Linked DNA regions of Mus musculus: all the other regions are linked to region 1. Evidence: chromatin loops called from intact Hi-C (ENCODE). Cell type or tissue: heart. All regions are shown on one strand. Region 1 holds the start of Dennd4c (DENN/MADD domain containing 4C). Region 2 holds the start of Plin2 (perilipin 2). Region 3 has its middle 18 kb from the start of Plin2.

Region 1 (2,500 bases):
ATCTGTCTTTTGCCAAGAGGAAAAAAGTTGTAACTTATTTTAAGCTATTTGTTCCTTGAAAAATTGATACCCTAAAAAAATTGTCACCAAGTGGTAGCACAAGTCTTTAATTCCAGCAATGGAGGGTGAGTGTTTAAGGCCAGCCTGATTTACAAATAAGACTTGCAGGAAATGCCAGGGCTAAATAGTGAGACCCTACACACCACCTTACCTTCTGCCAAACAAACAAAACAAATTAAAATATTTTGTCAAAATTTCATTACAGTGAAGACTCTCCAATTCCGTCCTTCAGTACCTGCAGAACTGAAAATTGGGTGCTAAAGAGATTATTATTTCAGAGTACTTGCTGCTCTCTTTAGGACCAGAGTCAAATCCTCAGCACTCTGTCCTGAGGCTCACAACCATCAGCTTCAGAATGTTTACCTCGAGATCTAGGTTACCTTTGAGAGGCAGCAAATTACGATTATCTAAACTAAAGAGTTACTCGTTTGGCGTTATCAAAATCTGGATAGAAGTAGAGAAAGACAACGCAGCTAAGGTCTCTCAGAGGTCTTTGGATGGCTTAGAGAAGGGCAGCCCTCCAGTGTCACTCAGACTTTGGGGTCACACAATTATGGGTGGAACTTCCAGCCTCTACTAAAGAGAAACTGCAAGTCTCTCTAGGCTTTTTTTTTTCTTTCATTGACCTTGAGCTATTCTAAGTCACTTTCTCATTCTCTGAAAACCTGAGCCTGGAGAGGCGGTAGTCACCTGCCACAGGCAACCGCAACAAAACAAAACAAAACAAAACAAAACAAAACAAAACAAAACAAAACAAAACAAAACAAAACAAAACACCGCAGAACAAACAGAAAGGTTACAACTAGCGCCAGGAGAGCTGGAGGACTCTCGCTTCGGCGTCGGGATTCTAAGGAGCGCCCCGAGGTCCGCCAGAATTCTGCCAGGAGGAGGGCGCTCGCGGGGCGGGGCACAAGCGCAGAGGCGTGGCCTGAGCCTGAGGCTTGGTAGGAGTCTGGGGGCGTGGGTCAACCTCTGGGTGGAGCCCAACCACAGGGGCGTGGCTCTAGCGGGGCGGGTCCGACCTCGGACCCCACCCCCCGCGTCCTTTCTACCGCCCCCGCAGAAGGAAAGGGAGAGGGACGGAGGGAGGGAAAGTGGTGTTCTGTGGAAAAGAGCGGAAGGAAGGGAAGGCAAAAAAGAATAGGGAACAGAAACATGGCGGTCTGTGGTCCGGACAGTCTCGCCCCGGGCAGTGCCTAGACGTCGGTCCTCCCGCAGCGCCCGCGGCCCGCGAGCCCTTCGGTCGGCAGTTGCCCTCGCTGCAGGCTGTCCCCTGGAGACCCGGCCGCGCGGAGGCGCAGGCGCAGAGGGGCCCCGGAGTCCCGGCCCTGCCAGCGGAGGGTGCCCAGGCCGCGTAGCCGGCGCTTTCTCACCCCAGGAAGCTCCGGTGTCGGACAGTCGCCGACTGGGCCGGCGCAGGTGAGTCCGCACCGCTGCCCTGCCCGATTCCTCCCGCTCCGCCAGGCCGCTCAGGTAGCGTGCGGGACCGCGCGGGAGGAGGGGAGCGGCCGGCTGGCCTAGTCGCTGAGTGAGTGGGCGGGAGGTCCCCGGAGCCCGCGGGCTGCCGTTCGGAGAGGCTGCGGCCGGAGGGCCTCGAGAGGATCGACTCGGTGCAGGGACCGGGCCTGGCCTCTGCCGCCGGGGTGAGGCGGGAACCAGGCTCTCCGGCCCTGGCCCGGCCGGCGGGGTGCTGAGCGGTGGCAGCTGGGGTGGAGCGTAAGGATCCGTGGACGCTGCGGAGGTGGAGGTACCGGGGTGCAGGCAGGTGCCGCAGGTGAATCCAGGGCATTTCCTCCTCTGCCGGACCGTGGCTGATGTTTAGGGCTGCTTTGTTGGGGATAACTTATAGGAAGGCTCCATTCAGCTCTGGAGTGACTAAACTCAAATAAAGCCAACTAATGAGCCCCTAAGTGCTGACTCTTGTAAGAGCCGTAACTTTAAAGCATTGGAGATGCTGTCACCTCTTCCCCCTCCCCTTTTTGTGATTCGTAGGCCGTTTCCCTCCCGAAGAATGTGCTTGGAGAGAACAAATAAGGAATGACCCAGTTTTTAAAATGCCGCCCCCCCAACCCCCGCTCCCCTTCAAATTTCGTTGGTTTCACACGGGAAAATTTAAGGCAGTTACTGTAGTTACTTGAGCAAATGTGAGAGAAGGCGTCATTCCTGCCTACTGAGAGCACAACTTGCTGTGCGATTTTGTCTAGAGAGGTCATGCACTGTAGTCTGAGCAGTTGACGTACTTAGGCTACTTAATTGTGTGCAAACTCGAGTCCCTAGAAATAGGTCTTGCCGTCTTATCTCCATGCTTCCAAGAAGCAAGCTAGAAAAGATCCTTAGGTGTAGTGTCCTGTTGGCCAGGTTTTCAGTAAACATTTCATTTGATTTGATAACCATGTAAATATACTAAACTACCTCGAATCTAGAACTCATTATGTGACTT
Region 2 (2,500 bases), 79 kb before region 1:
GGAAAGAGTAGTCATTGTCCTGTCTCTTAAATGGGACACTAGAAATGCCTCTGAAATGCCTGTTCTCAAAAATGCTAACCCAAAAGGCAGAAAATTCCATTTAAACAGAAGACATCTTAGATTCCCCCAAACACCTGCCCTTAATTAGTTAATGGATTTATTTCTGTAGGCTTTCTGAGACAGTATTTCTCTTTGTAACAGTCCTGGCTAGCCAGGTTGGCCTGGAACTCACCAGACCTACCTGCCTTTGCCTCCCAAGTGCTAGAATTAAAGATGGCCCTTGCTATACTTAGTCTCTGCCTGTCTAAAGCCCAGGCTGACTCTCTCTACTCTACTTCACTAGTGTTGGTATTAGGTACAGGCCACCATGCCGGGCTCTCAGCATCAGGACTATCAAACTGATACTTGAGGGTGTTTACCACTCTTGTGAACAAGATTGAAACCAGCAGTGGCTGCCTTAATGCTGACTGAGCTCAAGAAAGTCACTCCAGGGAACTGTAAAATCTCCTATCCCCAGTGACCCACACCCACATGAAACTGCCTTCTGCCCAGCAACAGAACCTGTCTAGACTGCTCTGCCTCCAATCCAAAGTCCCAGTTCCTTAGGAAGAACTGTCCAGAAAGCAGAAGCTTCGAGCAGTATCTATACCAAGGAGCAGCCCATAAAATATCTCCTTCCGTTTTCCAAGGGTGAGGTGGGGCTGAGGCAGAGGAGGAGCAAGAGTTTCAGCCCAGCTTGGACCATAGAGAGCCTGCGGGCAGCCAGTGCTGCCTAGTGGGACACTAAAGGAAACCCAGACAATTCTCACTATGCACCTTATAAGTTCTTCTGTGAGGTGTTTCCATTTAAATAAAACCTCGACCGGACAAATGCAAGTTGCTCTACCACAGAAGGACGTGCAAACAGAAAGGAAAACTCTAGAACAAAAGCGAGAGCTTTCCCAACCAGCCCGGGGCTGCTCCCTCCCCCCTCCTCCCCCACCGACCCATTGCTGCAGTTCCGAGCCCAGTGCAGGCAGAGCAGCAGCGGCCTGAGGGCCAGATCTGGTGCAGGACCTACCTAACAGGAGAGCTGAGGGACGAGCAAGTCCGCACGGTCCAGATCACCACACAGCAAAGCGGCCAGAACGACTGTTAAAATATCGCTTGACTGCCCCGCCCAAGCCTCCGAGCCACGTGATAGCCCAGCTGCCTGGGGCCGCTGAACCCTGTGCTGGGCTGGACTGGGACTCTGGGGCCACTCATTGGGGATGAGGGCGTGGGAACCCCAACCTGGTGCCACAATATCGGGGGCCTCCTTGGTTTCCTGAGCCCAGTGCCCTGAGATCCCAGATCAGTACAAGAAGAGCAGGAGCCAGCCGGGGCGAGGCCTTCTGCTGTCTGACTTAGGTCAGGGGTCCTGAAAGCTGCATTGCAAAGATGCAGGGCGTCTTGGGGTTTTGGAAAATGCAGACAAATTAACCAGAGTCTTCAGAAAAGACCACTTCAAAACTGGAAGTTCGGGTTCTAACCTTTTACTTTAAGTCAAGAAAGTTACAAAGATGTGTGGAATTCCAACACGTTAATGACCTGTAGGGACTTCTGGTTTACTGCTCTATGGATGTAAACAATTCATCCATGGGATGTGGCGGCTCTGGTCTGTAATCCCCAGCCAGCACTAGGGAAATTGCGGCAGGAGGATTGTTGTGAGTTCTAGGCCAGAAAAAATACCGTTCTCAAAGAGAGACAACTTATCAAAAGCTTCTAATTAAAAGGTTGATCTGAATTTCCACAAGCAAAGCTTGAGCCTCTCTTCTGTGTTTTCTTTAGTAAAACAATTCCAAATTGCTCCTTAGTGATATCAGCCAACAACTAAGGAAGATGGCCAACTTTATCGTGACTTATGCAATATTTTTAAGTGGTCTGAATCATTTTTTAATCCTTGTCGAGAGGGCAGGGACGTGAACTGGGTTATTTGATCTTGAAAGTTGTACAGCCATCTGGAGTCATAAGGGTTCAGGGAATTTCTTTCCTGGAAAAAGATACAGGTGCAGGCCTTCTAGTTCCTTGCAAGGGAAACTAGAAGGAACAGTTGAAGATAGGAAGGAAGCTCTTGTGCCCTAGCTACATAGATCCCCTGTCACCAGAATATGTAATAAGAGCAACAGCAACAGTGCTGGGCCCTACTAACCGGGGCTTGTGGAAGGTGCCTTTGGAGCTATGGAATTTGAACTCTGGGCAGCACTCACCTCCACGTCAATCATTTCCCCAAAGTTGCATACACACAAGCGCTGCTTACTTTTTCAAAGGTCCAAAGAGCCAAACTGGCTTCATTAATATGTGTGCCTGAATCAATCCATTGCAGGCACTGGAAGACACCACCGTATAATTATAAAGGAAAAAGAAAAAGAAGAAATGTCTGGAAGTCCAAAGATGCTCTGGATGTTTTTATTAAAGATTGTGTTTTACATGCGTATGCATGTATGTATGTATGTATGTATGTATGTATGTATGTATGCCA
Region 3 (2,500 bases), 97 kb before region 1:
ACCATTTGCATTAATACCCATTCCTTTATATTTTTCCCTTTTACTAAATCTATGTCATAACATAATATTTGTGTACATGCGGTTTTTTTGTGACTCCATAGCCAAGATTAGAATAGCCTCAAACTTGTGGCAGGTTCTCCTGCCTCAGCCTTAAAAATCTTTGGATTGCAGGCATGAGTCACCATGCCTGGTGCACTATATTTGCTTTTACTAAATTATAAGATAGAGCATGAAACTGTAACACAAAAGAGAGAAACAGGAGTTTTCTAGTTGCCAAACAAGAAAGCCAGCTGTGGTTTTCTCCTGCCAGAGAGTTAAGTGTTAGAATGGGAACTCTATATATTATCTGTATCTGTATCATCTGTATCTGTATCTGTATCTGTATCTGTATCTGTATCTGTATCTGTATCTGTATCTGTATCTGTATCTGTATCTGTATCATCTGTATCTGTATCTGTATCTGTATCTGTATCTGTATCTGTATCTCTGTCTCTGTCTCTGTCTCTGTCTCTGTCTCTGTCTCTGTATCTGCACTTTGACATCAGTAAGACATTGGACCAAGTCCCCACTATACTCCTTAGTTCTTTTCAACCTCTTTCTTCATTGAAGTATCCAACTTACCAGGTGAAGAATAAAGATGGTGTGCACTCACTTGTGAAAGGGCATCAATGAACACTAGTGACCTACATACCAATCCTTTGGAGAATGTTGGAGGTTCCACTTGCAGAGCTCTAATCCTTAAAACCAACAACCCATCCACCTTCACCAACACCACCCCCTCTACTAACCCACACACATGCACCACGCCCCCCATCCACCCACATTCACTTACTTAAGGCCTTAGGATGGTTTAGGAGGGCCATATGAACAACTCACCTTCCATATAACCCCATTAATTCAGTGTGCAAGTTCCTTTACACTATTAGGCTGTCTCCATAGTCAACCTGTGTGCTATGAAGGAAATGGGAGAGGGAAGGGGCAGCTAAAAGTAGCCATGGTCTACCATGTTTGGTGAGTTTAAGTTCTAAGTTGGTGATCTTGCCCACCACCTTTTCAGGGCTTTGGGCAATGCTTCACACTCATTTCCCAGAATTAGAAAATAAATACTTGTTTTGTTGGCATGAACAAGCAGTTACATACTGCTAAAGCAGGCCTGTAAGAAGTGTTTTGCTGAAAAGATGACTATCAGGTGAGGATGGAGGGTGGAGTCAGTATGGCCTGCACAGTGCGGCACCAATGAGGTAGCCATAGACCCTCCCCAAGGACAGAAAGCCAGCTGTTCTTTCTGTCATGAAAACTAGAATATCCTGAGCCAGAGATACCACGGTTTTTTTTGTTGTTGTTGTTTGTTTGTTTGTTTTTTGTTTTCAGGCTATTCATCACGCAACCCCTAGGGGGCACCATTCACACGCTACATATCATGAATTCACACAGTATGGCAAATTTCCACAAGATGCCACTAAACACTTTCAGGTCTTTTTTGATTGGCCCTGGGTCCCGGATAATGTAAGAGGCAACTACAGGAATAGAAAGGCTATCCGTAGGGATTTAAACTGCTGGTAAATGTGCACTCGCAGTGCCGACTGTGAGCCTGAGAATGTGCTTGCATCCCAGAGGGCCTGGAGCATCTAGGTCAGTTTCCTTTGCTTTCCTATACTGAACAGTTAGAAACAGCCGAATGGGCTGTTCCGAATGGGCCACACCAAGCTGCCCGCACTCACTTGCCCTCAGTGGGATGCTCTGGGGAGCAATGCAGTGGTTTGCTCTTGACTTAACGAGTCCGAGGAAGTTAGCATTCTCAGAATAGGTGCAGGTTATAACGATTGTTATTATCTATTGTCAGCCACCTAATCAATGTCCACACCTCTGCATCTGATTCACCTAACCAATGTCCACTCCTCTGTATCTGATTCATTTGAGCATTTTGTTTTGCTCTGTTCTTCCCTATGCTAGGCACCGAAGCCATGATCTTGCACATATCAGACAAACACATTATCACTAAAGCTGCCTCTCCAGCTCCAAAGATCCCTCTTGATTCCCCATACTGCTCTGTGTCAACAGCCCATCTTTGATTTTTTTTAAAAAATTTTTATTTTATTTTATTTTTTGAAACTAAGTCTCATAATGTCAAATAATCTGGCCTTCAACTCATCTTCTAGACCAGGCCTGCTCTGATCTGCTGGGACTAAGATATGCACCATTAGGTCCTGTGTCAAGGAACTTCTAAAAATAAAATATTTTATAAAGCCTACACTAAGGGTCTTGTTTTTAGTAAAGGATTATAGATAAGTCTGTTACCTATATACATACTATAAACTCACTCTATGTTTTGTTTCAGATTAATCTTCCTATTTGCTTCCTAATTCCTTCGGCTTTCTAAAGGGCTGGAGAGATGGCTCAGTGGTTAAGAGCACTGGCGGCTCTTCCATAGGTCCTGAGTTCAATTCCTAGCAACTACATGGTAGCTCACAACCATCTGTAATGGGGTCTAATGCCCTCT

The links. Hi-C counts contacts between places; a loop is a spot of excess contacts. Peaks named below come from ENCODE experiments on the same cell type or tissue, not always from the same donor. Only the 100,000 strongest peaks of a DNase experiment are listed, where the experiment ranks them.
Region 2: a loop joins it to region 1, with 2.0 times the contacts of the local background. A loop is called at or near these places in 4 of 42 quality-filtered maps.
Region 3: a loop joins it to region 1, with 2.8 times the contacts of the local background. A loop is called at or near these places in 4 of 42 quality-filtered maps.

What each region holds. Positions count from the first base shown.
Region 1 is chr4:86,747,434-86,749,933 of GRCm38, forward strand. Dennd4c (DENN/MADD domain containing 4C) reads left to right here and starts at 1,122. Exons shown (of 32, transcript NM_184088.1): 1 at 1,122-1,479. Gm6521 (predicted gene 6521) reads right to left here and starts at 1,971. Exons shown (of 1, transcript NR_168733.1): 1 at 92-1,971. In heart, CTCF peaks have their summits at 953 and 1,160; DNase peaks (open chromatin) are centred at 1,058 and 1,348; H3K4me3 peaks cover 2,132 bases; H3K27ac peaks cover 1,898 bases.
Region 2 is chr4:86,668,885-86,671,384 of GRCm38, forward strand. Plin2 (perilipin 2) reads right to left here and starts at 1,175. Exons shown (of 8, transcript NM_007408.3): 1 at 1,061-1,175. In heart, no CTCF peak of the experiment used is centred here; DNase peaks (open chromatin) are centred at 577 and 1,167; H3K4me3 peaks cover 1,568 bases; H3K27ac peaks cover 1,813 bases.
Region 3 is chr4:86,650,677-86,653,176 of GRCm38, forward strand. It overlaps a transcript of Plin2 not described here. Among named protein-coding and RNA genes, the nearest start is that of Plin2, 18 kb to the right of the region's middle. In heart, a CTCF peak has its summit at 1,395 (motif pointing right); no DNase peak of the experiment used is centred here.